Linked DNA regions of Mus musculus: regions 1, 2, 4, 5, 6 and 7 are each linked to region 3. A link is a loop called in an ENCODE intact Hi-C map of the cell type or tissue named here. Cell type or tissue: heart. All regions are shown on one strand. Region 1 holds the start of Memo1 (mediator of cell motility 1). Region 2 holds the start of Dpy30 (dpy-30, histone methyltransferase complex regulatory subunit). Region 3 overlaps Srd5a2 (steroid 5 alpha-reductase 2). Region 4 has its middle 55 kb from the start of Gm31235. Region 5 overlaps Spast (spastin). Region 6 overlaps Xdh (xanthine dehydrogenase). Region 7 has its middle 82 kb from the start of Gm52299.

Region 1 (4,000 bases), 280 kb before region 3:
CTCGCTGTCCTGGAACTCACTTTGTAGACCAGGCTGGCCTCAAACTCAGAAATCTGCCTGCCTCTGCCTCCTGAGCGCCGGGATTAAAGGCGTGCGCCACCATGCCCGGCTCGAAGTGATGCTATAGTATATCTGCGTATCCAGGGCCTGGAGAGATGGCTCAGCAGTTAAGAGCATTGGCTGTTAGTACAGAGGACCAGGGTTTGAATCCCAGCATGCACATGGGATCTGAAACTTCTGGCAACCATATCCCATCTACGTGACTACAAACACACCTGCATGATTAAAAATAAGTCTGATGGGTCGGGGAGATGGCGCAGTCTGTAAACTGCTTGCTGTGGAAGTATGAAGACCTGAACTGGGGTTCCAGTATCCATATAAATCCTTGCGGAAGCATGGCGGTGTTTCCCATAATCCTCATGCCAACTAGATAAGAAGACTCCCAGAGCTTCACCTGGACAATCGAGTGTAACTAGTAAGCTCTAATTGGAGTTAGAGACCTTAAAGTGGAGAAGTAGATGTGTAGCGATGAATGCCTTTAATCCAGCATTTGGAAGGCAGATGCAGGTGGATTTCAGAGTCCAGAGCATCCAGGGCTATAAAGATGCCATCTTTATTAAAACAAGTCAAATACAAGTCAGAATGATGGGCACTGTTGCTGTGTCTAGTTTACTACAACAAAGTTTGGATATTCTGTTTTGGAAACTATATGCACTAACGTTAGGTTCTGGGACTTCTTTGTTTTTTCTATTCTGTGTGTCATAAGGACTATTAATTTTTTTCCTTGCCCTTACTATGAATAACATTTATGGATTGTCAAACACAAGTTACTAGAATATATAACAGATTGTCAATAATAAAATGCATATAGAATTGCTAATAGACTGAAGCTAGTCGTTAGGGGAGGTGGTTGTGAATAGGTTCGACTGACTTCTTTCAAGAAGCTGGAGCTGGGTGTGCTTGCACTCCAGTGCTAGGGAGGCAGAGACAAGTGGGTTCCCAGCAAGTTCAAGGCCAGCTTGGTCTGCATACTCAGTCCTAGGCCAGAACCTGTGTCAAAAGAGCGGCTGCGGTGGTGCCTGCCTTCAATCCTAGCACTCCAGAGGCAGGTGGATCTCTTTGAGGACAGCCAGGTTTACATTGGGTGTTCCATGCAGGCCAGTCAGTTACATAATGAAGCTTTGTCTTAGAAAAAAAAGCCGGGCATGGTGGCGCATGCCTTTAATCCCAGCACTTGGGAGACAGAGGCAGGTGGATTTCTGAGTTCGAGGCCAGCCTGGTCTACAGAGTGAGTTGCAGGACAGCCAGGGCTACACAGAGAAACCCTGTCTCGAAAAACAACAACAACAACAACAAAACCCAAAAAAACAAAACAAACAAAAAGTCTAAGCATTCTAGAAATCTTTAAAAACAATTATAATTTGGTGAGATGGCTCAGCGGTTAAGAGCGCTGACTGCTCTTCCAAAGGTCCTGAGTTCAAATCCCAGAAACCACATGGTGGTTCACAACCACCCGTAATGAAATCTAATGCTCTCTTCTGGAGTGTCTGAAGACAGCTACAGTGTACTTACATATAATAAATAAATAAATATTAAAAAAAACAATTATAATTTGTGTGTGTGTGTGGAGTATGTGCATGTAATCGTAGGTGCCTGTGGAGGCCAGAAGAGGGCGTTAGAGCCCCTGGAACTGGACTTGCTTGGGCGCTACCCAATGTGATGCTGACTCAACTTAGGTCCTTTGTAAGAGCAGTGCTTATTTTTTTTTTTTATTTATTTATTTTTTTAACCACTGAGCCATTTCTCTGGCGCAAGAAGTTGTATTTTATTCATTAGGGTCTTTGCTAAGTTTGGTAAGCAACACAAACTCTTGGGAGAAAGCGGCAATTTACCTTTTTCTTGCCATTGAAATTAACTGTAGAGCTTTTCTCATAACACTTGAGAACTTGGCAAAAACCCCAACCAAACAAAAAGTATACTGTTACAGCATTAAGGAACGCCGAACTTGGTTAGGCAGCTAGACATCTACTTTGGACTTCTCCAGGATCTAGTTTAATGTGAAACTAAGATATACCCGGTGTATGATTTCTTTCCCAAATACTTTCTGGGAGTTGGGGAACTGTTACACTTCCTGGGTTTTGGAATCCAGCACTTCAAAGCCAAACAAACCACTTCCTTTGTGATTCTACCCAACTGGTAAAGGAATTCTTTTGCTGCGTGGAATACTTACGTGGAATACTGGGATTTTATAAGTGAAGGGTGACATTTGTAGTATTCCTTACCCCGTCTGGTTCCTCATACGCATTAACTCATAATCCTTGGTACCCCTCCCTCACGAACGTCACCCCCATTTAACACAGTAGGAAATAACTGAGACAATCTTTGCCACATTGCAGTTATACCTAAAATACAATTAGTAAATTTAACTGTGTCGAAGACATTAGGTCGTAAGGGGCGAGCCTGGGAAGCGAAGGTTACATTTTGACAGGGTCGGTCCTCCACCCCCCCATATTCTCCCATCCCAGTACGCCTCGCAGCGCGATGTCTCTGCCAGCGAAACTTCGCGGCGTGGCCCCAGACTTGCATTCCTGGGCGATACCCCGAGGGTGGGAACCCCACCAAGGACGCCGGGGAAGGGGGAACCCCGACGGGACTCGGCAGGCAGCGATCGCGTGTGTGTTGTGTGTGCTGAGCCAGCGGCGCACGGGGACAAGCCAGGCGGCTGGGGGGGGGGGGGGGGGAAGGGGCTCACCCCGCCTCGCGGCTGCGTCCTGCGCCCCGCGCCCTGCCCCCAGCCTCTGCTGGCGCTAAACCCCGGAGAGCGGAGCGTGCACGCTGAGCCTCCTCGGCGGGCCCGGCCGCGGCGCTGGGCATGCTCAGTGGGCCGGCCCCGGTAGAGCGGCGAGTAAGGACGCGTGGGCTCCCCAGGCTCTGCCTTTCCCGGGTTCAGGCCCCGGCCCCGGGCTGTGTGTGTGTGTGTTGGGGGGGAGGTGGCACCGATCGCCGCCGCCCTCCGGCTCGCGGCCTCCCGACCCGGGATGGCGCGGGGCCGGTCCCGCTTCCGCCGTTGAGCGCGCGGCACGGCGGGCGGAGGCGCGGGGCGGGGCGGGGCCGGCGGGCGCGCGGCGGGAGGGAGGCCTCGGTGGTGGGGGCGGGGCGGGGCGGGGCGGTGGGGAAGGGCGCGGAGTCACGGGGGTGGGGTCAGCGGGAGGCTCGGCAGGCCGCGCGCGGCGTGGCCGGGGGGCGGCTCGCGGAAGCAGCTCGGGCAGGGGTAGGGGCGGCGGCGGCGGCGGCGACTCCGCGGCCGCGCGGCTAGGGTAAAGCCGCCGTGGGCCCCATCTTCCGGCGGCCGGCGGAGTTTGTGGTGATTGTTGCCGCCCTCCGCCCTGGCTGCCATCTCCTCCTCTTCCTCCTCCTCCTCCTCCTCCTCCTGGGCCGGGCTGGTCCCCTCCCCGCGGCCGCCTCCTCCTGGGCTGGGCCCGCGGCGTCTCGTCCCCTCGCGGAGCCGCCGCCGCCGCCGCCTCCTCATTCATCCTCGTGCACCATAGGCGGCACAGGCACCAAGATGTCCAACCGAGTGGTCTGCCGGGAAGCCAGCCACGCCGGGAGCTGGTACACCGCCTCAGGTAAGGGCGCCAGGCCGCCGGGGTGGTCGAGCTGGGCAGCCGGGGCCCGGCGGGCGGGGACTCGGGCGGCGGGCGGAGGGCGCTGACCGCGTGCCGAGGGATCGGGGCCGGGCCGCGCCGCCTCCCCCACCCGGCGCTCGGGCAGGCGGCCTGGCGCCCGCGGAGTTGGGCGAGGAGTTGCCGGCCGGCCCCGGCCAGGGCGAGCGCGGGCTCCGCGGCTCCGCGGACGGCCTCTGCGGTGGGGAAGGACGAGTTGGCGCGGTCCTCGTTGCCAGAGGCTGGCCGAGGGGACCGCAGTTTTTGCTCCCACCCTTGGGGCACCCAGCGCCCCTGGAAGGAGTGACAGGCAGTACTTTTTCTACCCTATCTCTCGT
Region 2 (4,000 bases), 300 kb before region 3:
ATTGTACATTTTAAGGTTTATTTTTAGTTATGTATTCGTATATATACCACATTTCTGTGTAAGTGCAAGTGAGTTCAAGTGCTCACAGAGGCCAGAAGACGGTGTCAGATCTCGGGAGTTCTGGGTGGTTGTTGGACTTCTGGTGTGTGCCTGGGAACTGAACTCTGGAAGAGCAGTAAGTTTTTGTTTTTGTTTTTGTTTTTAAAGTGACTAAACCATCTCTTTTCTCACCACCACACCAAGCACAAAAGCTCTTTTCAAGTACATTAGGTGTGTGGGTTGTAGGAAAGTCTGGAAATCTTAGCTATAATCATTGTAGGGACAGCTGAAGGCTTCTTCTTCTTCTTCTTCTTCTTCTTCTTCTTCTTCTTCTTCTTCTTTTCTTCTTCTCCCCCTCCCCCTCTCCTTCTTTTTCTTGAGACAGGGTTTCTCTGTGTATCCCTGGCTGTCCTGGAACTCACTCTGTAGACCAGGCTGGCCTCTAACTCAGAAATCCACCTGCCTCTGCCTCCCAAATGCTGGGATTAAAGGCATGCAGCACCACTGCCCTGCCAACTGAAGGCTTTTTGGAAACATTTTGGTGTTAGCTAGGAGTCTGAACATTCCAAGAAACTCACTAGTAAGAAGTATTAGTAAAGAAGTTAGGTCCCTGACAGAGGTGGGTATTAAAGGCTATTTAGGGAGCTAACTAGGTTCAAGACAACTAACTAGTGTCTCTAGATTTGCAGCATTCCAACCTCTCCATACCCTTGAAATCCTAATCCATCAACAGTTACAATAATTACAGGAAAGCAGGCTCTCCTGGAACTCCCGTTCAGGAAGCTCTGGCTGGCGTTTGACCCTCTTTACCTCAGTCAGCCAAATGCTGGGATTTCAGACACCTGGCTTTAAAATGTAAAAACAAGCAAACACAACCCAGGTTGGAATCCATAATACTACAGTCTGGAAAGCCATTTCTTCTGTAGAAATTGAACCAAGATCCTTGGTTATCCCAGGAAAGCGCTCGACCATGAGCTGAACTCCTTATCCCTGGAAAGTAATTAAAAAAAAAAAAAAAAACTAATCTAGACATAAATGTAGAATAGTGTGAACGTGGTATCCTCATAGACTGCAGGGCTTGAATAAAAGCCGCCCAAGAATTCCCAAACACTCCTCCTTGTTTCCCTTTGGCCTTAAAAAAATTATATATGTGTGTATGTATACGTATATATGCGTGTTTTGCCTGAATGTGCGCGGAGCACACGCGTGCCTCGTGCCTGCGTAGATAAAAAGAGAGAGTCAGCTCCCCGGAACCGGAGTTAGGGATAGTTGTGAGCCACCATGTGGGCGGTGGAGACCAAACCTAAGTCGCCTGTAAGATTAGCCAAGTAATCAACCGCTGGATGCCCTCTAGCCCCTAGTAAAGCCTGAGCAAGAATCGCTCAGCAAGTGAGTGGCCTCGGTTCCTCGGGGACCGTCACTTCCAGGTGCCACGAAGGACTGTCTAAAGGAGAAAGATCTACGGCAGGGTGGAGCCGGCAGGTGGCCAGGCACCCCGCGCACCGCAGAGGCGTAGGCCCACTTAGGCGGGCTCGGGCACTTCTGCCCGCGGGGCCGCTCTGCGCAGGCGCGGCGGCAGCGCGACGTCCCTCACTTACGGCCGAAGCGGTTCGCGCTGTGAGTCGGTGGCGCCGTGCAGGGCACTTAGGAACCGACAGCCTTGGCGCGGGTAATCAGCTTCCCTGTCCTCCTCCTCCCACCGCTACATCCTTGGGACGACCTCCGAGCCTCGCGATGCGACGAGGACGGCCAGTCGGTGGCCCGACCCAGCCCGCGCGTCTGCTGCCCGCGGGGGTGAGGGGCGGGGTCCCGGGCTGGGCTGCACCGCACCGGGTCCTGGCGTCTTCCACTTGAAATCTCCCGGGTAACTAACTCGCGGCTCTTCTTGTTTTGCAAGACTGGTATCCGGTTGATTGCGGTTTGCAGGGTCCGCCATGGAGTCGGAGCAGATGCTGGAGGGACAGACACAGGTACCAGGAGGCCCTGGGTTCAGGGTGGCGGTGTGCGGGGAGGCAGCGCGGGACGGGCGGATGTCTCTCTCTGTGACTGTATTTTGTTTTCTAGGTTGCAGAAAACCCTCACTCTGAGTACGGGCTCACAGACAGCGTTGAGGTAACTCGCTCAGTTTCTCTGCCGCATGCATCTATGGGTCTCTTGAGAGCTGGAGAAAACTTAGGATCGGTTTACTAGGCTACTCTGCACGAGGGAACTCTTTGCTGCCGCGATCTCTCCGTAGTATCAGATTATAAGTGGCTTCTTTTTACTAGCATGCTAATACTTGGCTAAAAATAAAGGTACTTTGTAAATGAAAGATTAGATGATCCCGGAACCAGAGCTGGGAAGGTTTGGTTAGGAAAATGGAGGCTTCCCGGAGAAAATTTGTGTGTGAATGGGAGACTCGAGGGATTAAGTTCTGGTTTAAAAAAAAAAAAAAAAAAAAAAGGGCAGGACCACGTTTCCAAGAAGTTGTACAAACAGGTGTTAGAATTTATTCAACACTTTGCTGTTTGTGAGATATATACCAGGCTAATTTGAATGTATCTTCAGCTCCAGAATGCTTAAAGTTGAGTAACTTGTTCAAGGTCAGCGGAAAGTAAGCTTAGACATGTTTTCTTTTTTATTTTATTATTATTATTATTATTATTACTTGTGGGTGTGTGCGCGCATGCACACGCTCGCTCATGCATGTGCACTAGTGTGTGGAGATCAGAGGGCACCCTTACAGAGTAGGTTTTTTGCTTCCACCCTTAGGTGGGTTCTGGAGATGGAACTCAGGTTAGATGTGGGGGTAGCAAGCTCCTTACACACTGAGCAGTCCTGCCTGACCTAGAACTGACTCTTACAAAAGGATTGCATTGTATTTATATTTGTGTGATCTCTCTCTGTCTCTCTTTGCTTCTCTCTGTCTCTTTTTCTGTCTCTCTCTCCCTCCCTCCCTCCTCTCTGTGTTTGTGTGTTTATATGTATGTATATATATTTTTTTATTTTTTCTATTTTTTTCCCCCTGAGATAGGGTGTCATTAGCTCTGGCTGTCCTGGAACTCACTATGTAGATCATGCTGGCCTTGAATTTACCGAGATTCACCAGCCTCCACCTCTTGGTGTTGGGAGTAAAGGTGTGTGCACCGAACCCGGTTTATATATTTCTTTTTACTGCTTTATGGGTGTTCTGCCTGGGTATATATGTACATCAGAAGGCCGGAACTTGAGCTACAGACAGTTGTGAGCTACCATGTATGCTGGGGATTGAATGAGGATCTCTCTCTCTCTCTCTCTCTCTCTCTCTCTCTCTTTCTCTTTCTCTCTCTCTCTCTCTGAGACAGGGTTTTTCTATGTAGCCCTGGATGTCCTAGAACTTACTCTGTAGACCAGGCTGACTTCAAGCACTCTCCTGCTGCTATACTGGTGTTCTTAACCACACACACACCCCCTCCCCCAACTCCAGCTTTGGCTGTCTATATTCTTATTTATATTTCTTAGGCTTTTGAAATTCATTTTATGTGCTTGGTTATTGTGCCTGCATCCGTATGTGTGCCCCATGTGCCTGCCTGGTGCCCACAGAGGCCAGAAGAGTGTGCCAGATCCTCCCTGGAATTGGAGTTTGAGACAATTGGTGAACTACCCCGCGGGTGGTGGGAACCAAGCGCTGGTCTTCTGCAAGAGCAGTCAGTGCTTCTAACTGCTGAGCCTTCTCTCCAGTCCTGTCTATAGTTTTTAAGTGCCTAGCTTTTTACATTTGGGCCCGGGATTTGAACTCAGGTCCTTATGCTTGCTTGCAGAACAACTTATCTAATTCCCCAAGCCATCTCTCTAACCTTTTCACACAGTTACACGTTTTACACCTTGTGTATGTGTGGTCTTATGTATGTCTGTAGGTGTGCTGTGTGTGAGTCGAGGTGCACTTGTTTATTCGTGGTGTGGATTGAACCCAGGCTTTTGTATACGCTTGGCCTACGCTCTG
Region 3 (4,000 bases):
CCTTCACACAGTCAAAGGTGTCATGGGCAGAACGGTAGGGGAACAGTGTTATCTTTAAAAAAAAAGCAATAGAAAGAAGCTCGCTCCTTGTGCCAGCTTGCGCACAGCTGGGACAAAGTTACTGGACAGAGTGACGTCAGCTCACAGCGTCCAAGTGAGGAAGCTTAGGCGAGGGAGCCTTGTCGTACTAGGGGAGTTCTTGTCATTGGTGGCAGGAACATGGAGTGACTTGCTTCAATCTCCATAGCAGCTAGGAGAGTGGAGAACTTGGGCAGGAACCAGGCTGTCTTTCTCTTTCTATAGTCCATACCTGATAGCCTTCCACCTGCCAGCAAGGGCCCATGGCTGAAAGGTTCTATACCCCTCTGAAACATTTCACCAGCTGGGGACAAAGTGTCCACAAGAATCTGAGGGCAGCACTCACATTCCAACCACAGCAACACTTTAAAACTTCGGCTTAATAATTACGTAAAGATAAGCAGAGACAGTTCTTACAAAACCAGACTGCCAAGGGTTTTAACCGAGTTATGAGACCGAGATAGAATGACTTAAAAGCACAATGTAATGTAATTATAGAAGGAGAAAAGCTGTTTTGGTCACAGCTTTCCTAGTTTAATATGGCTCATAAAGTTTGAGTGTGGGTATATTGGATGTCATTGGACATAGCTTGGTTTTTAGATAGTTCTGAGAGAGGAAATATCTTGTGGGGTAACTTAGCAGCAGCTGAGTTTTCCCAAGCCAAATATTCACTGCTTTCAACTTGAACAGTGTATAGTGTAGGGGGCCGGGTAGTGGACAATCAGAGGGTCAGACAAGAATCACATCACTCACACATGTTAAGTCTCACTTTGTGGGGCTGGAATGCACCATTAGTGGTTGGCATTTGACCTTGCCAGGAAAGTCTTAGGAAGAAGCTGCCTGAAGAAGTCCTTTCATGAAACGAGACAAAAAGCAGGTCTTCGGCACCTCTTGCTTGTCTTGCTTGAAGCTGGTGGTCCCTTGTAAAGAAACGGGCAGGAAGCCCCTCAGGGAGATAGGGCCACTCCTCAGGATTCCAGAACATTCTCCAGACAAGGGGCTAGTTTCCCTGCGTCTCTGCAAAGCTTCCTCTGAATGCTGGCTTTACGTTCCTTTGCCTGTCTTTGTGCATTTTGGAATGAGACACAGGGATGCAGTGTCACGGTAACGCTGTTCTGAGTGCTGTCTTTTTTTGATTCTTCTGCACACAGGTGGCTTGTTTACGTATGTGTCTGGAGCCAATTTCCTGGGCGAGATTATTGAATGGATGGGCTACGCTTTGGCCACTTGGTCTGTTCCAGCCTTTGCTTTTGCATTTTTCACACTTTGTTTCCTGGGGATGCAAGCTTTTTACCACCACAGGTAAACCTTTAACAGAGAGGTCTGTCTTAGTTTTGTTTCCTGTTGATCTGATAGTGTTTTACAACGAAACAACGTAAGAAAGAAAGGGCCCGTTTGGCTCCATCTTCCGGGCTATGCACGTCAAGGTGGCTGGAACTTGAAGCAGCCGGTCACATTGCCTTTATAGTCAAAAGTAGAAAGCAAAACAAATCAATGCATACATACCATATATGCTCTGTTTGCCCCTCTTCATTTAGACAGTCCAGGGTCCCTCACGAGGGAAATAAGCCTTGCCAAAATTAAGACGGGTCTTCCTACATCAATGGACTTAATCAGGACAACCCTTCACAGGAATTTCTCTGAGGCTATCCTTAATAGAAACAGTCCCTCACAGGTGTGACCAGACTACCCCCTAAGGGTCAGGTTGACAGTTAATAGTGTCACAAGGTCGTTGCATCTACATAGAAGTATTCGTCTCCAAATAAGATTTATTACCACCTGGCTGGAAACTTCAGATAGTGGGTTAAGAGGTGAAAGAAATGTCACGTTTCAGTTCAATTCTCTTCCACTGTATTTCTTGATGTGTCTGTTCTCCAGGGATGAGACCATTGCCAGCCATCACCAAGCAAGGAAAGCAGATGAGCTCCGAGTGCTCCATCTGCTGGTACATGTTGGAACTGCAGGCAGTTAAGGTCCCATTATGCCACACCCCTACCCTCACCCCACCCCCTTGGAGGGTTGGTCTAACAAATCGTTAATCCAGGGGTAGAGAGGGGCTAGGGATCATTGAAACCCTGTCCCTCTCAAGGTAGGAGGTGATAGGACGTCACCTGCTTACTTTCAAGTAACTTTTATAGAAAGATGAATGCCTAGAGACCAAGAAGGAACACATGGATTAAAGGACTGAGCTGAGCGCATCTTAATCTTTCTCCTTGGTGTTTCTGCCTCGCCTCAGTGTTTTTGTCTGGCTAATGATTTTTCTAATAGCTTTTAGGATTAAATGAGGCACAAGCTCCTTTTGAATAGAAACTGAGGCCAGTTTGGAAATAGGCAAAGCAGCAGTTTCTCCTGTGACCTAATCCTACAACTTCCTGTCTCGAAAGGGACAGGGTTTCAAGGTTCACAGCCTTTGAGAGACATGGCAACAGCCCACTTCAGGAGAACCTGCTGTCCATCAGAGGCAGTAAACGAATGACAGAAGTCGGGGCATTGCCTGGTACATGGAGCGTCTCTGAAGAGCATAGACAGAGTTCTCCGTCAATATTTCCACCAGGAGTTTCCAGCTGGTGCAATGTCAAAATCAAATTGAGGCTGTCTGGTTATATTCCTCCCGGAGGGAGAGCCAGGGGTGTCTCTTTTACTAGGACTAAGAGGGCTTTGTGACGGTGCTCCTGAAGCAATGGCAGGCGTTGGCGGGGGAGATGGAGCACACAGGGTCTTTTCAAACCAAAGCAGGGCAGACCGGGCTCTTCTGGCACGCGTGATCACTTTTGTCTTCCAGTTCAAACCCAAAGCACTTTAGCAGAGTGCATTTTGTCTTTATTATGCCTCGAGGGCCATTAGTTTCAACCAGTTAAGAGGACAACTTGGTCAGCATTAATTTCCTCAGGCTGTCACAGGAAAGGACCTCAGCTGCATGGCTTAGAGCAAGGGGAAAAATATCTATCTTCTCAGAATTCTGGAGACCAGAGGTTTGGCCTTAAGGGATAGGCAGGGCTGTGCTCTCTGGAATGGCTTGCTTCCTTGCTTCTTTCTGTTCAGTTCTGGTGGAGACTCACTGTTCTTAGTTCTCCATGGCTGGGGTAGACTCATTCCAATCTCTACCAGTGTTCCTGTGACCTTCTCATCCTATATCTCCTTCATGTCTCTTTGCAGATCTGTGGGATTAAGGGTCCATCCTGCATCAGTATGAGCTATTCCAATTCATTACATATGCCATGACTGTTGGTCCAAAATAAGACTGTATCTTCAGGCATTGGGAGCTAGGACTGCAACCTACCTTTTAGAGGGCAAAATGAGATCCATAGTAGTAGTTGCATCCCCAAACTCCTGGAAGGGATATTTTCAAGAGATGCTGCCGATTCTCTGAAGTTAACGTTGTCCATGCTTTTTGTAAATTTTATTTGTTGTAAGCAGGTGTCTAGTTAGACACAATAATGAGCCTCGTGGCATTTTCATAATTTATAATGTGTTTTTACTATATGCATCTTTTATTTCTATTTTGTTTTCCTCTTGCTCTTACATGTTTTTATCTTATTTTCAAAGGTATACTTTAATTTACGTGGTGTGTGTGTGTGTGTTTGTATGCATATGTGTGTGTGGACACTCAGAAGACGGCATCAGATACTGGAGCTGAGTAATTCGGCAAGGATTTACAAACCTCTGGACATGTGTGCTGGGAACCAAATTCCGGGTTCTCTAGAAGTGCAACAAGTGCTTTTGACTGCTGAGCCCTCCTGTTAGCCCTACTGACTTACCTTTCATGACGAAGGGAGCCTCATTAGAGTTGGTTACAGGGTCCTTGGTAAGGAATTATTTACAAGAGCATGGTGTCCTTACTGGTGGCCACACCACCGAAGGAAGAAAACATCTCTCCCTCCCCAGCAACTATTAGCTGCCTACAGATCCTCAGGGAGGTGTT
Region 4 (4,000 bases), 110 kb before region 3:
CTGCCGGTGTGCCCTCTGGCCGACTCTCATCCCCAACAGCTTCTAACCACGTAGCTTTTGCTTCTCTGCAGGAATGCACGCGATGGTGATGGTCTCCCTTGCTGTAACAAACCACAAAAAGGCGGGCTTTACCTGTTTCGGTTTCTTTGCTCTTAGTTGATGTCCATAGTCTGAAGCTACTCCTGACTAGAGAGGTTCTCTAATGTCACACCATTCCTCAGGGTCATCTTGTAGATTCTGTCAAGTGATTGGCATTAAGGCGAAAGGCTAGCAATCATTATTATTTTAACAGATATTTTCAGCTGAAGGCTATGGGAAAACTCCACTCTATTTCTTTTCTTTCTTTCTTTCTTTCTTTCTTTCTTTCTTTCTTTCTTTCTTTTTTTTTTTTTTTGTTGTTGTTTTTCGAGACAGGGTTTCTCTGTGTAGCCCTGGCTGTCCTGGATTAAACGTGTGTGCCATCACTGCCCGGTATTTCTAAAAACAAAATTTAAATAACCTCACCTTGCGCAGTGCTCTGTTACTGGTTCTCTGTTGCGGTAAATCTCCAACCCTAATAAGCCCGGGCAATGAAAACACAACTCAATTAATATGAATCCATGCTGTGTGCCTAGATTGGGCAGATCTACCGCTACACTACCATCTTCCCCATAGAAGAGACCCCCTCCCCTCTTTTTTTTTTTTTTTTTTTCTTTTGGTTTTTCGAGACAGGGTTTCTCTGTGTAGCCCTGGCTGTCCTGGAACTCACTCTGTAGACCAGGCTGGCCTCAAACTCAGAAATCCACCTGCCTCTGCCTCCCAAGTGCTGGGATTAAAGGCGTGCGCCACCACTGCCGGGCAAGAGACTTGCTGTTTCTCCAGGTCAGGTGCTTCTGCTCCACTTTCCTTCTTCTTCCTCCTCCATCATTCTCATTCTCTCTCTCTCTCTCTCTCTCTCTCTCTCTCTCTCCCTCCCTCCCTCTCTCTCCCTCCCTCCCTCTCTCTCCCTCCCTCCCTTCAGCTCCACCTTCCCCTCTTTCTCTGCCCAATCACCAGCTCTAGCCTTTATTTGTAAATTAAGGTAGGAAGAAAGTTTACAGGAACTCACCCGAGTGCTGACTTATTCCTTGTTCCAGGCGCCTCACAGGAGAACAGAATTAACATCAAGTACAATTAGCCCCAGGGCTATCCGCAACAGCTCTCAACCTGTGGGTCGAGACCCTATGGGTGGTTTTCATATGTCAGATATCCTGCATATCAGATATTTGCATTATAATTCATGGTAGTCTCAAAATTATAGTTCTGAAGTAGCAACGAAATAATTTTGTGGTGGTGGTGGGATCACCACAACATGAAGAACTGTATTAAAGGGTCACCTTATTAGGAAGGCTGAGAAACACTGCTTTATATCTTCATATTGGCCTGGCACGTTTTAGTCAGCGAGGAGCATGTCTAGTCTGAAGAGTAATGTGACCATTTTGCTTCAGTCAATTTTAAGTTACACTTCTGGATTTGAAAAAAAAAAAAAGTCCAATTTCCCTGAAGCAGAAAATACAGTAAGTACTCAGAAATAAACGTAGCAAGGCATGAACAAGCCTCATAAAAGGAAAAGTTCTAAGTGCAAGAGAGGGGCATAAAGAAGGCTTGCAGAAATGGAAAGGGATATTTTGTTCTTGGACGTAAAGACTCAATCTCACAGAGATATAAATTTTGTAAATTAATCTATAAATTTAATGTAATTTCAGTGGAAATGCCAACAGGGCTTTTTAAAATCAGACAAACCCATTCCACTGTCTAGATGGGGAAGGAGACAGAAGAACAGAACAAATCTGAAAGTTTGTAAAGGGCCCTTCCTTATAGGAGAGTCAGCGGACCACGCTGGCTGGGAGTCAGCCTTTTCTCCACGCTACATGAAAGCTATTGTTTTTCTTATTCTCCATTTTCTGTCATTTAGAATCAAATGGCTCAAAGTCCCGGGAAGGTTGAGATAACCGTATGGGTGAGGTGCACATCACTTATAACAAAACCACCTTTCCCCTCTACTTCTAAACTTTCATGATTTGTTTTTTTCCATTCATTTTCTTCCCTCTTCCAGGTAGTGATCATAATACCCAAGCCAGGGAAGTAACGATGAAAGCTGAAGACAAATTGAGGTTACAACTCAAGCCCGGCTTGTTAAGTTTGTTTTGTTTATTTTATTATAGGTAAAGCAAGAGTAGTGAGTTTCATAAATGTCTCATTAAATTTGCTTTGTGAAGTCAGAGGCCATGCAATACTGAAGGGTTACAAGGTTAATTTCTAGTTGTTTTCAAAATGATTTATTTAAATATACGTTCCTTTATTTTTATTTTATGCGTAGGAGTGTTTTTCCTGCATACATGCTTGTGTGCTAAGTGCATGCAGTGCCTGTGGTGGCCAGAAGAGGGCATCTACTCCCCTGGAATTGTAGTTAATAGATGTGAGCCACCATGTGGGTGCTTGGAATCAAGCTGGGGTTGGTCCTCTGGAAGCGCAGTCAAGAGCAGTTCTTAACTGCTGAGCAATGTTTCCAGCTGAGCCACGTCTCCAGCCCCAGGCGTTTTTTTTTTTTTTTTTTTTTTTTTTTTTTTTTTTTTTTAGGAGTCTCAAATTAGACATATTTTATTTAAAAATAATCTGAGAAAAACATCAAAATAAAAAATAAGACAAGGAAAGCAACTATTTTATAAGCTTCACTCACATAATGTTTGTTTATATTCATGAGCAAGTTTAATTGGAGTTACCCTACAGAGCGGGTAATGCTCATTGCAGAAGCTATAGACTTTTCATTTAGTTATATTTGATAAAAACTCCAGTGCCAGACTTTTTTTTTTTTAAATAAAATGTCCAGTGTAGGCACCTCCTTATGTTGTTTCTCAGGGGTGTTTTGGAGAACCCTGACTTATGTAGGATGCTGGGTCGTGGGAGCAATTCTATAGATGTTGATCTATTTAAAGCTCCACTCCAAGTCTGTTTATAATATTATTTTTATGAGTGAGTTCACAACAAGGACTTTCCATAATATACACACACATGTGCTTTCCATAGTATACACACACATGTGCTTTCCATAGTATACACACACATGTGCTTTCTGTAGTATACACATGCATAAAAAATTCATAGAGTGGAGGATGTGAACCATACAAATATGGGATATAAGCAGTGTGAGAGTTAGTGTTTATTCTATAGTTAATGAATGCCAGATATGGGAATATCTTGTTTGTACAATATTTCTACTCTCATCTATCTTTATCTATCTATCTATCTATCTATCTATCTATCTATCTATCTATCTATCTTTCTATCTATCTATCTATCTATCTATCTATCTATCTATCTATCTATCATCTATGTATCTACCTGTCAATATATCTATATGGTTATCTGTGTATTCATATATCAATTGGCTATATGTAGATGTCCATCTGTTTGTCTGTGTATCTATCATGTCTGTCTGTCAATCTGTCTGTCACTCTATTTGTCTGTGTACTGGCTGGTTTTGGGTATTAACTTGGCACAAGTTGGAGTCATCAGCCTGTGAAGGAGCCTCAGTTGAGGACATGGCTCCATAAGATCCAGCTGGAAAGCAGTTTCTCAATGACTGATCAATGTGGGAGGGCCCAGCCCATGATGGGTGGTGCCATCCCTGGGTTATTGATCCTGGATTCTATAAGAAAGCAGGCTGAGTAAGCCATGTGAAGCAAGCCAGTAAGCAGCATCCCTTCATGGCCTCTACATCAGCTCTTCCCTCCAGGTTCCTGCCCTGTTTGAGTTCCTGTCCTGATCTACTTCAGGGATGAACTATAATGGGGAGGTGTAAGCCAAATAAACCCTTTCCTCCCCAACTTGCTTTTTGGGCATGGTGTTTTGTCACAGCAATCAAAACCCTAACTAAGACATATGTATGTATGCATGTATGTATGTATGTACGTATGTATGTATGTATGTATGTGCCTAGATACCTACATTTGTCTCCAAAGTAGCGTTAAAAGCTGTTTTT
Region 5 (4,000 bases), 370 kb before region 3:
GTGTATTTGCCCTTGGGTACTATTGTGAAAACTCTTGTTTTCTTCTAAAGAATGCTATATTTATTCTGGATTTAAACTATTAAAAAGATAACCTTGATACCGAAATGATTTTAAGTTGTCAGAGTTTCTGTTCATTTTGTCCTTAGAGTTTCCATTTTCAACTTTAAAACTCTACCCTCAAACAGCAGTATTTTTGTGCATTTTTTGCCATCTTTCCGGTTTTTCCTATGATGTGGTTTTTGAGACAGGTCTACCGTGGAGCCCTCCCTGGCTGGCCCAGTCAGTCATTCTCTCAGGGTCACCCAAAAACCATCATAAAACACAGGTATTAATATTATGATTCATAACAGTAGCAAAGTTACAGATATGAAAATAGTTTTATGGTTGGGGGTGTTCAAAACTGGAAGAACTGTATCTAAGGGTCGCAGCATCACAAAGAGTGAGCGGCACTGTTCTGTGTAGAACAAGCTGGCTTCAGAAGTCACCCACTTTGCCTCTAGGGTGCAGGAATTAAAGACATTCACTACCACTACAGGCTTGTCTGTTTTGTGAGACAGGGTCTAAGTAGCTCAGGCTATTGTAGGTGTACAGGAATGCTCCCTTTGGTCAGCTCTTTAGACTTGGTTATCTGCTGGGTTCCTTTGAATATCCTGCTAGATGGAAAATTTTGGAAAGTGCAAGGATTTGAAAGGAATCTGCAGATGACAGAGGTCAACTTATCAATTACCTCTCCAAGATTTCCTTTCTCATTTCCAGCGGCTTCAGCAGCCTGATAACCTCTTCATCTGAATTGCCTGTTGTGTTCTGCTTGAATTTCATTTTCAAATGAACTGCATAAGCTGGGATGAACTGCACAAGCGGGACTATACAAGAGCTCTACCAATGGGAATTTATGTCCTTTTAAACTGGTCTGGATTGCTATCCAGAACCTTCTATTCACTGCTTTGCATATTCTGCTCAAAGTTTATTGACACAAGAGTTAGAAAATACTCCATGAAATTACCACCCCTGAAATATCGAAGACTATAAAAATTAAGGCAAAACAAAGTTTGTCATTTATTTACAACAAAACCCCACGTTATGTAGCTGTATGCACCCTTTAAGTCATTTGCTTCGCAGAAGTAAAAGTAAGACTAAAACTGAGACAGACATTTAAAGGAAAACCTGACTTAAGAAAACAAAAAGCAAACCATTAAGCAGTTCAGTCTATCAAAGAATTAGCTTTTGTATGATATATAAACAATTTTACAGTATAAACAAAGAATGCCACATACATGTAATTTCAAATTCTGTTTGTCCTGTTAAACGCAAAGAGACAAAAATAAATCCAATGGGCATCTAGTCTCAGAAAAGTTTTGTAGCCCTAGCAGATTTGGAAAGATTGTATTGAGTCTTTCCTTTGGCTCAGTTAGGTGATCAGTAAGTTCACCGAGCTTACAAGGACTCTGTCATGTTAACATGAGCTACCAATCCTTATTATTTAAACATTATCTTCAACAGTAAACAGAGCTCAACACAAAAATCTAATGTTAATTTGGAAATCCCAGCAACTTCTATCTGAAAAAGAGCAAACATCCTGATGTGGGATGCACACCAGCAGCACCCCCAGCACTTGGGAGATGCAGGCATGAAGATCAGTTTAAGGTATTTATTTATAGGCTACCCATTGAGTTCTAGGCCAGCTTAGGCTCCATGAAACCCTATCTTAAAAGACAGTAACAAAATGGCCTACAATCTACCTGGGTCATACAGCATCACAGAAAACATTAACAGGAGCTGAACCTACGACCTGATGAACAGAGGTGCTTCTCTACAGTGAGTGATGGACAGTCACACAGCAATAACTTTGAGTTTTGGGTTAACTTCATTTTGTATCTTTTAGACATTTAAAATTTTTACCACCTAAAATTTGTCCTTAAAGAATCAAGAATGAACCCTGATCTTAAAGGCTCTTCTGTTTAACCATTGAGCTGATGCCTGTCTTAATACATAAACAGGGGGAATGTTACTGCCCCTCCTAAGTGAAAGCGGTGCAGCTTTAGAGCCTGATTGTAGATGTCTGCTTAGGACTGCTGCAGTTCCTCGCACCATCACCGGGTGGGACTATCAGTATTTTATAACTGATGCATTAACATTTGAGACCTTAAAAAGACACTGCCCACAACAAAAACTATGCACAGCTTTGGTTAAATTTGTTTTCCTATTGATCAAAACTTCATTTTTATGATCCAGGGATGTCTAAAATCATAATTAAGAGATATGATTTAAATTACAGCTATAAACAGCATATGATCCTAGGAAAAGAAATAATCCATCTTCTATATTTAAGTAATAAATCTTTAACAAGAGCAAGGGTAAAATTGAGGATGTATGTCTTTATCATAAAAATTTTATCTGGGGGAAAGAGGGGGAAAGAGCAAGGATTTTAGTATGTTTTCTCAGACATGTTTCTTACATGAGATGTTGGTGTTGCTACCACAGAATTATCCCTTCTACCCATGAAGTTTTACATAGCATCGTTTAAGCACCAAAGAAAAATTCTGTAAACAAACTTTTAACCAGTAAACTAATGGCAAATATCTATTTGCCTTTATACAGTTCTTAAAAGGCCTCACATGAGCCTCTACTTCCTATAATGCATTTTTATAATAAAAGTCCAGCCATATTTACACAAACAACAACGAATTACTATACATTTTACAGAAACAAAAGGTAGACCATTAGGCTAGCGCTTTTTAGTTACAAAGTAAGCACAAGAAACCTATAAAACATATGCCGTGTAGAAAAATTCGGTATTTTAAGTTTCATTGAAGGGACAGTAATTAGTAGAGGTGGTAGTGCCACTGGCATTTAGTTGTCTGTAAACAGTAAGAAAGTGATAAGCAATAAGTTAGAAATGTCTTAGCTCCTAATATGTCCCTTCTCTCACACTGGTACCTCAATTTATGAGTTAAAACTGGCTCTCTAAAGTATTAGAATAACTTCAACAAAAATGAATTCCAGATGGAGTAAGTTAAGTCTACAGTGGATTTCTGGCATATTAGAAAAAAATACTGCAGGGCACACAAGGACTGATGCACATGCTACACAGAGTGACTCAAACTCTCAAACCCTGGTTGTGCCACATTTTCTCTTGCTGTTGCTATTAAGTTGCTTTCTAAACTGTTTGGCAGCAAGGCAATAAAAGAGAAAAACAGAATGTGAAAGAACCCACTAAGTGTCTAATGGTTGTGTATCCAGGTGAAGAACTCACTAAGTGTTTAATGGTTGTGTATCCAGGTGGACAAGAGTCTCACTACAGCTCTCACTGCAGATGGGAAGATTTCCACTTGGCACACTGAGCTGGTAAGGAAGCAGGAAGAGCTCAGAACGCTTGCTATCCCAATCACAGGGATACAGCTAAGGAACAGTAGGACAGGAAACCAGAAACCAGACTGCTGCAAGACAGACACCAGGAGACAGACACCGGGGGGAGGGCTCTGTGTCTTCCACCACCCACTGTCTCTGCAATACTGTCATCTGGATGCAATGTACAAATTATTATTTACAGAATGATTATAATCAGTAATGAACCAGAATCTGTTTTTGCTGTGCTCTAACTAACAGTGCCCACTGAGAAAACAAAACCATCACCATCACGCAAGAAGGCCTTGAACAAAAATTCCATTCATATTGCATATTTTATTTAGGTCTGTCTTCTTGTTCCTCTTCAAGTTTGGTGCACAAAAATGAAAACTCTAAAACGTCCTGTAAACGAAGTCTGGGTTCCTGTAGCCAAAGCTCTTGTTTCCTGTGAAGTGCGATGTTCTATGGGCTCACAGAGGCATCCATTCCTTTAAACAGTGGTGTCTCCAAAATCCTTGTTCCAGCGTATGTATGCTTCTAAGGTCTGAGGACTCACACTGCGTTTTATCTTTTTTAAGGATTCTGTGAAGTCAGATAATCGAATATTTCTCATCTAGATTTAAAAAAAAAATGACACAGAAATGATGAACACATC
Region 6 (4,000 bases), 130 kb after region 3:
GATAGTTTTTTTTTTCTGTGCCACAAGTATCTTCTTCCTATATTTTTTTCAGTCATTTATTTTTAGATTTTTTTTCTTATTTGGGCGAGTAAACCCAGGGACTCATGCATACAAGGCCAGAACTCAACCAGCTAAATTATATCCTCAGCCCCTCAGCTATTTAATAATGTGGCTATTATCTTACAGGCTCTATTAACCAAGCATGCTTTGGATTCAGCCACAATATACTTTATTGACTGATTTCTCGCAGATCTGCCCAGACTCAGGTTCAAAGCCCTAGTCCCTGGAGACCTTCTCTTACCACTCATTTGTGGATGTGTGGCGAGATCAGCTCTGATCTGCATTTAACTCGGTTGCTAAGATCTCAAATGTCAGCTTTGATATGGCCATCCATATGTGGTGGGGATCCCTGTGTCCACCTGCTTAGGGCTTTGTGCTTGTGAACATGGTATTTGAATTGGGATTTACAATCTAGGAGTTATCAAAGCACACTGTGGGATTTCAGGTATTCTATTCTTCTCAAACTATCTTCCATCCACAGAATCTCCGTACAGATATCGTCATGGATGTTGGTTCCAGCTTGAATCCTGCCATTGATATCGGACAGGTAAGGTGTATGGGAGATCAGGGTGGTAACAGAATAAATAGGCCAGCAATGTGCCCATCCCCACCCTGATAACTGAAGATCAACAGCTACACAACATGTCATTGTTTTTAAGCAGGCCAGAGCATAGTACTTGGGGAACCTCATTTTGAGTAAGAGTTAGGTTGATGATCATCCATCCAACTCTCAATGCAGAAAACAAATAAACATAGATTAACCTGGAAAGGGAAGCCACATGCCCCAGGCACCAGTATAGTGTGTGAGGAACCATTGGATGCTCACATGTAACACACACACACACACACACACTTGTACACACATATACACACACACAGAGGACAAAGGGGGAGGGAGTAAGAGAGGAGGGATAGAAGGAAGGGAGAGGAGGGAAGGGAGGGGAGTATTCGAGTACCTGGGAATAAGCACAGTGGGGAAGGGCAATAGAGACTGGTATTGATGCTTAAGCAGTAGGGTCTGAGCTCAGAAGAACTGGCTGCCTCCCCATTGCCCACTGACCCAGCGATTAGATAAACTACTCTCTAGGACGAAAATGGTAACAAGACTGGGGTGGTAGAGGGATCCGCCAAAAGGCGTGAGCTCAACCATGAGTAGGAAAAGAACTTCCCAAATGAAAACCATTTTTCTATGAATATCCCAAATATGGGATTCATAGAATAGGTCAAGCTGGAGAAGACGAGAGGGAGGAGTCACAATTTGAGACAGATGCATCTGGTAGAAAATATGAGTACACTTGGAAAATATACAAAAGGCTAATCTACTCTTTAGTCAACACACACACACACACACACACACACACACACACACACACACACACTCAGTTGGTCTGCTTGGGGAATGCCCTCTGTAGGCAGGCATTGCATCAAGTACTATGGATACAAAGATTATCAACAGTGCCCTCTTGTGTTTGTTCAGCTCTGGCAGTGCCACATATCACTCTTCTGAGTAGGGATGGGAGAACGGATGGGGACCAACATAGTGTAGTGGATGCTCTAGATCTGTAAGTCATAGCAGGACAGACAAGGGTGGGAACCCAATGAGGCTGGAGGTAAATTTCAAAGGATTGACTACTCCAGAAATGAAATCCCTCCCATGAGCTTGTGTCCTGGTGTTGGATCACTAGTGTCGAGACGGAGACAACATCTCCATCCGCACAGTGGCAGGTTTTAGTGAGAAATGGTATCTACCACTCTGCCGACACATTCTGAACAGAGGGATGCTCTGCTTGAGACCAAGTTCAGTGACAATCCAATAGGGAGGCCTTGGTCCTGTGGCAAGAGCCAGGTAGGAACTGGCCCCTTCCAGGTCCCACTCTAGGTCAGGTTTTACATCCATGGTAGTCATCAGTATCTGTCCTGGGGACTGGAGGGGAGGTGGTAACCATGATAACCTTCTGTCCTGCAGGTAGAAGGGGCATTTGTCCAGGGTCTTGGTCTTTTCACCATGGAGGAGCTGCACTACTCTCCCGAGGGGAGCCTGCACACTCGTGGCCCCAGTACCTACAAGATCCCTGCATTTGGCAGCATCCCCATTGAGTTCAGAGTATCCCTGCTCCGCGACTGCCCCAACAAGAGGGCCATCTATGCATCCAAGGTACGGTGGCTCTGTGCTGCCTTCTAAACTTTAGGAAGGGAGACCACTGCAGGGGAGAAGGAGTTTCAGTCACCTGCCTAGTGGGTCTGCCAGGGATCCCTCCAAAAGAAGGAAGGGGATTGGCACTGACCTTGGTAAGGCAGCAGAGCTGAGAACCAAAGGAATCGGGCTCAGGAGAACACATCTTGATCATATTGGCTGAAGCTGGCTCCTATAGGGAGCCTCAGAGAGATTTCTTAAGCAAATCCTATGGATCAAAGTCTGATCTATGCTGCTCTCTGTCATACAATCACGGTCCTTGATCCTCAGAGATGATTTCATAGATACGGCACCTCTATGTTCTTGTGAGAATATGCAATTTCGCTGCAGAGGAGGGGAGTGTCTTCCAATCCATCCTGTCATCCCCGCTGGTTATTGAGATCCAACCTTAAAGCCTTGCTAACAAGCCTGGGGAATTGTGCACAGAGAGCTTCCTTTATTCCTATCCACAAAAAGCACAGACCATGGTTAAGAATCAACCTAGCTTAGCAATGTAGTCCTGTGTCTCTGAGGAAGGAAAACCATAACTTGTATCTGATGAAACATTTTCTCAGGTCATGGTTCACTATCCTGCTGAGGGTGGGTAGGGTCTGGAACACATTGTGACCTTGGCCATGGGTTCTTACAAAATACCATGTGTTAGGGTCACTAGATCCATGAGAAAAATGTATCTCTGAGGATCATAACCTCAGAAATTTTGGTTCTGTAGTCCAAGAAGGCAGAACCTCAAAACATAGGTTTTAATAAGTTTCCTTGATTCTGATGCAGGTGGTCTTGCACCTATGCCTCACAGGGAAGAAAAGTCAATCTCTATTAGGAGATGCATGCAATCCTAGAAGATCTGTATATGTAATTACAGTGCATATTTAGCGTTGCTGTCAAGGATGCAGGTAGACTATTCCCGTGGGCTAGTAACTGAGGGAGAGGCTAAAACTTATGCCAAGTTTTTGATCTATAAAACAGTAGCCAGGCATGGTGGTGCATATCTGTAATCCTGGTATTTCCAAGGCTGAGGTAGGAAAATTACTAAAAGTTCAGGGACAACCTGGGTTACACAGTGAGTACCAAGGCCAGGCAGGGCTTCATAGCCAAACTTTCTCAGTAATAAAAATGATTATTTAACATAACTTTCAAAGATACATCATATAATTATGTCACGTGCAGTTTTCTGGTATTGTTGGAGAAAATTACATAGTATGAGCTAAAAGAAAAGTCTTATGAAGATCAGTCCTTTAAGAAGTAGCTTCTCAGGCCTTTATTAGTTTTGGCTGGCTCTTCTTGGCTTGTTCGCTGTGGGGAGCGGGTGTGGCGGCAGTCCCAAAGGCGCCAGGGACTGCAGCTAAGTCATATGACTTGCACCTGACTTCCTCATATAAGACACAAACATCTTGAGTGCTGCGCAGGTGTACCAGGATACAGATGAATCCAATTTGGTGGAGATTTGCCCCTGCTGCCCTGATTAGCTGAAGCCTCGTGACTGGCGAGGGGGCATGGCCTGCAGTGCGTGGATGAGAGAGAGTATAAAAGGAGTGAGAGGCCCAGGGTTCGGGGGAGATATATAAACAAGGGAGATATAAAAACAGGGGAGATATAAACAGGGGAGATATAAACAAGGGAGATATATGGAGAAAGAAGAAACAGGACTGAATAAATGTGTGCAGAAGGATCCTGTAGCAGCGTCGTTCTTCCTGGCCTGTTGAGCGCGCGCGACAGTTGGTGCCGAAACCCGGGACGAGAAGACCTGGG
Region 7 (4,000 bases), 170 kb before region 3:
TTAATAAGTTATGTTCAGGTGCACAGTTGAGTTTGTAACTTTGATAGGATTGTATATATTATCTTTGTAACTCAAATAGTGAAACCAAAGAGAACATAAATGCCGTTATTAAAAAGTAGTTGAAGGCCAACGATATTCAACCATACCATTCAAGACCTGAGTTCTGATCTTTAGATCTGCCAACATTAAATTCAGAAAAATACTTAAAACTTACTCACTTTTATTCTGAATTCCTGAACACAATATGATGTTAAATGTTTAAATAATAAAAACTAAAAAAATGAAAACAAGTAGAATATATTGACAGAATTTTGTGTTTTAAAATTAAGTACTTAAAAACTGTAAAAATCAGTCTTAATAAAGGTATTTTAAACTTAATTTTTTATAGATGGAATTCTTTTTGAGATTTTTTTATTTGAAATTTATTTGAATATGGGCCAAAATAGACATTCAGTTGTTGCTCGTTCAATTTTAGTGAATTGAAACTTGAAAGATGGAGAAGAAAAAACAATATAATAAAGTGTTTTCCATGATCTAGGTTGGTATAAACCTTTTAATTGGAAGCCTTTTCCAATTTTTGAGTTTAACTATTGAAATCAAGCTTCGAACTAAACCGTGAGGGTAGAACTGATATTTTAAAGTCTGTGGAATTGCAGATGGCGTTAAGTGATGTTACTGTCCTGGGTACCTAGAGCCTTTAGTTCATGACACGCTGCTTGCTGTGCTCTGAAGCACTGTCCCATGGTATGTTCCTTATTTCATGGTGCTCGGGCGCATTGGAAGTTAATTACAGTGGCTTTGGCTACGTGCCCGGTTCCCCAGGTGTGTGTGCAGTGGAAGGACACTGCAGTAGTGGGAGTCCACTTCAGCTTTGCAGGGGAGCTGCTTTGGTTTCCTGGGAAATTGCTATTGATCATCCCTTCCCACAACATAGCTAGGACAGGAGTCTGGTTCTGGTTCTTTAGTTCTGTTTGAGTGCTATACCGTAGTCCATATTTTGTTTTTAGCAGTGGCTATTTGTTGTAAGCTATTGTACTTAGAAAGTAAGGAGTTTTGCAGATACGATGAAAATAATTTATAGAAATTCCTCAACTTATAAAAGTAGATTTATTTTTGTGGGCTCAAATAACTACACATATTTATATTCTCTTATTAGGGAATTACTTTACAATTTTTGAATTCTCTTCTAGTGCTTACATAACAACAGTACCAGTTTTAAAAAATAATTTATTTTTATTTCATGTGCATTGGTGTTCTGCTTGCATGCATGTCTGTGTGAGGGCGTGAGGTCCCCTATAACTGGAGTTACAGACAGGTGTGAGCCGCCATGTGGGTGCTGGGAATTGAACCCAGGGCCTCTGGAAGAGCAGCCAGGGCTCTTAACTGCTGCGTCATCTCTCCAGCCCAACAATACCACTTTTATGTAATATAGGATGATGACAGAAATTTTGTGTATGAGTCTTAGTGAGTTTTGATGGCAGATGCCTAACTCTCAGCCATCCTAGTCCTTAACAAAGTGTTCTGCAAGTGCCTGCGCTTCTACCTTGGTGTTTCGTAGCTATCTACAGAACTAGTTAAAGGGGCTGGGGAAATAGGATCTGGGAACAGCTCTTAGCTGGAGTTGTGTGGGGATTGGTGGGTGATGATTCCAGGCTTCTGTTTTTCTGGATGCTTTGGAGGTATGGTCCATGCTGTCTTGTAGAGTTCCCAGAAGAGGACTGGTCCTCATTGTTCACAGCAAGTCAGTGTCTGTCTGTCTGTCTGTCTGTCTGTGTCTCTCTGTCTCTGTCTGCCTCCCCCTATGACACCCTCCTCCTTTTTTCCTTCTCTGACACTTCCATTCCTTTATGGGCATTTACTGGGATCTCCCATATAAGCCTCTATCTTTGAATCCTTATGTCTGAGTCTGTCTTTAATTTTATAATAAGAAAGACTCAAATTTAGAACTCTAGAAATCTTTCTACATGTGCTTTTAAAAAGGTATTTTGTGGTTTTAAGTGTGAACAAAGTGGAAGATTTGGTCGAAATGAAGTAGAACAAGGAATTCAGTCTGGACACATTCAGACAGTAGGTGGCAGTTGGGTGCAGTTTTCACATAACTCACTGCTGTTTTTCCAGAATCAAGGACCAGGCCTAGCCTTGTGCAGCAACTATGATGGTAAGTTTAGTGCCTAAACAGTTCTTAAACAAAGTTTATTCTGTGACCTTAGTGAGACTTTCTATGAGCTTATAAAAGATAAAGGAATATGGATTTTAGAAATCTAGTAAGCTCTACATTTAATTTAAAGGCATTGAAGGGGGGTTATAGAGATGACTTAGAGGATATGAGTGCTGGCTGCTCTCATAGAGAGGGCTTGGCTTAGTTTCCAGCATCCATGTGGCAACTCAGACCTGCCTAAAACTGGATCCCCTCTTCTGACCTTCATAGTCATCACACAATGCATGTGGTAGATTACAGATATGTGGGCAGATACTTATACACATAGAATAAAAATAAATCTTTAAAAAATACTGCAGGTTCAAAAAAGAACAGAAGAGGGCTACTGAGTCAATTCTTAGTTTTATATGTACTGTTGTATCTTGTTATTTTTTGTGTTGCCTTTGCCTGTTTAGCATTGTTTACAGTTCGTTGATAGCATCTTTAAAAAATTATAATGCTGATTTTTATAGTGATTGAAAGAATATGTATGAAGTTTGTATTTATGTTGTTAATAGGTTTTTTACTATGTAAAATTTATTATATATGTCTCATGTGTACTTTGTTGATTTTGCTGTACAGTTGAGAAGATAGGTGAAATTTAAGTAAATGTTTAGTTCTATCATCCTAAGAAGGTAACACAAATTTAAGCATGAGAACATTGAAAAATTTTTAGTTGGTTTTCCTGGTGTGTTAGAGCTGTCTGTCTGTCTGTCTGTCTGTCTGTCTGTCTGTCTGTCATTAGAAATACCAGAGACTATTGAATAGCTGTTTTTATTTGCCTTTGACCCTTTGAGATTCTATTATATGCTTTTGAATTTATGATAGAATATTTCTTGACTTTGAGATTTTTGGTAGAAATGATTAAAGATGAGCTAGGTAATACAATCTAGGAAAATCAGTTGAATTTAATTAAAGGAGGAAACCTGCTTTTCTCCTGGAACATGTCAAACTGCTTTTAAAACAATGCTAGGCCTACCCTAGCCCTTCCTCAGAACCCCACACTGACACATTGGAATAAGCCTGTAATTTGGTAAACCCATTGCTGCTTTGCACATATACTTGTGCTAGTAGAAAAACAGCTTGTTGCTTTTTAGGCATATTATGCAAACATCTACTTGATTTATTACAAAATTCATAGGTAAGTTTTTGACATTTCAAAGTTTCCCACTGTGGGAAACCAAAGCTCTGGTAAGAAGCACATGTGAATTAAACCCATCTGCGGAGTTTAGCTCATTTCCTGAACATTAAATCCTTTCTATATGAAATATTAGATAACAGTCATTAAAAATAGGAAAATGTCCTTTAAGAAACTTAGCTGGAGGCTAAATGTGGTGTTAGCAATGTTAAGTGTCTAATGTGGCCATTCTAATCACTTCTGAAAAACAGTCCAGAATAATCTATATCTCCTTTCCCTCACAGGCAGTTTGATTCTACTTTATACATCGTGTGTGTGTGTGTGTGTGTGTGTGTGTGTGTGTGTGTGTGTATGTGTGTGTGGGGGGGTATCTTTAACATTCATAAGCTCTAATCTATATGAAATCTATAAACTAAGAACAGTTTTTTTTAAAATCTTTTTTCTGACTGACTTAATTCTCTTAATATGATTTATCTCTGGTCTATTTTTCTATAAAGGATATAACTTCATTTTTAACAGTATTATAATTTTTCTTTTCTTTTTCTTTACATCCCGATAGAAGCTTCCCCTCCCTCCCTCTCCTCCCCTTTCCCCTCCCTCTCTTCCCCTCCCTCTCTTCCCCTCCCTCCCTCTCCTCCCAGTCCCTCCCTCTCCTCCCAGTCCCT

Evidence for each region. A loop is a pair of places that touch in the nucleus more often than their neighbours do. Peaks named below come from ENCODE experiments on the same cell type or tissue, not always from the same donor. Only the 100,000 strongest peaks of a DNase experiment are listed, where the experiment ranks them.
Region 1: it touches region 3 in a loop (4-fold over the local background); 19 of 42 quality-filtered maps call a loop at or near these places.
Region 2: a loop joins it to region 3, with 3 times the contacts of the local background. A loop is called at or near these places in 5 of 42 quality-filtered maps.
Region 4: it touches region 3 in a loop (2.2-fold over the local background); 5 of 42 quality-filtered maps call a loop at or near these places.
Region 5: it touches region 3 in a loop (2.2-fold over the local background); 3 of 42 quality-filtered maps call a loop at or near these places.
Region 6: it touches region 3 in a loop (2.5-fold over the local background); 8 of 42 quality-filtered maps call a loop at or near these places.
Region 7: a loop joins it to region 3, with 11 times the contacts of the local background. A loop is called at or near these places in 13 of 42 quality-filtered maps.

What each region holds. Positions count from the first base shown.
Region 1 is chr17:74,294,318-74,298,317 of GRCm38, reverse strand. Memo1 (mediator of cell motility 1) reads left to right here and starts at 3,455. Exons shown (of 9, transcript NM_133771.2): 1 at 3,455-3,626. The coding sequence starts at 3,566. In heart, CTCF peaks have their summits at 1,662 (motif pointing right) and 3,430 (motif pointing left); DNase peaks (open chromatin) are centred at 1,657, 2,957 and 3,527; H3K4me3 peaks cover 2,286 bases; H3K27ac peaks cover 2,265 bases.
Region 2 is chr17:74,314,053-74,318,052 of GRCm38, reverse strand. It overlaps Dpy30 (dpy-30, histone methyltransferase complex regulatory subunit), which reads left to right and starts at 1,620. Exons shown (of 5, transcript NM_001146223.1): 1 at 1,620-1,708; 2 at 1,937-2,009; 3 at 2,104-2,151. The coding sequence starts at 1,974. In heart, a CTCF peak has its summit at 1,500; a DNase peak (open chromatin) is centred at 1,612; H3K4me3 peaks cover 2,203 bases; H3K27ac peaks cover 1,986 bases.
Region 3 is chr17:74,018,764-74,022,763 of GRCm38, reverse strand. Srd5a2 (steroid 5 alpha-reductase 2) reads left to right here. Exons shown (of 5, transcript NM_053188.3): 4 at 1,230-1,380. Among named protein-coding and RNA genes, the nearest start is that of Gm24475, 20 kb to the right of the region's middle. In heart, no CTCF peak of the experiment used is centred here; a DNase peak (open chromatin) is centred at 2,033.
Region 4 is chr17:74,133,599-74,137,598 of GRCm38, reverse strand. No RefSeq gene overlaps it. Among named protein-coding and RNA genes, the nearest start is that of Gm31235, 55 kb to the right of the region's middle. In heart, a CTCF peak has its summit at 2,383 (motif pointing right); no DNase peak of the experiment used is centred here.
Region 5 is chr17:74,388,148-74,392,147 of GRCm38, reverse strand. Spast (spastin) reads right to left here. Exons shown (of 17, transcript NM_001162870.1): 17 at 1,035-3,958. The coding sequence ends at 3,836. Among named protein-coding and RNA genes, the nearest start is that of Slc30a6, 5.5 kb to the left of the region's middle. In heart, a CTCF peak has its summit at 2,087; no DNase peak of the experiment used is centred here.
Region 6 is chr17:73,889,326-73,893,325 of GRCm38, reverse strand. Xdh (xanthine dehydrogenase) reads left to right here. Exons shown (of 36, transcript NM_011723.3): 33 at 542-607; 34 at 2,027-2,215. Among named protein-coding and RNA genes, the nearest start is that of Xdh, 59 kb to the left of the region's middle. In heart, a CTCF peak has its summit at 1,544 (motif pointing left); no DNase peak of the experiment used is centred here.
Region 7 is chr17:74,191,742-74,195,741 of GRCm38, reverse strand. It overlaps a transcript of Memo1 not described here. Among named protein-coding and RNA genes, the nearest start is that of Gm52299, 82 kb to the left of the region's middle. In heart, a CTCF peak has its summit at 2,062 (motif pointing right); a DNase peak (open chromatin) is centred at 811.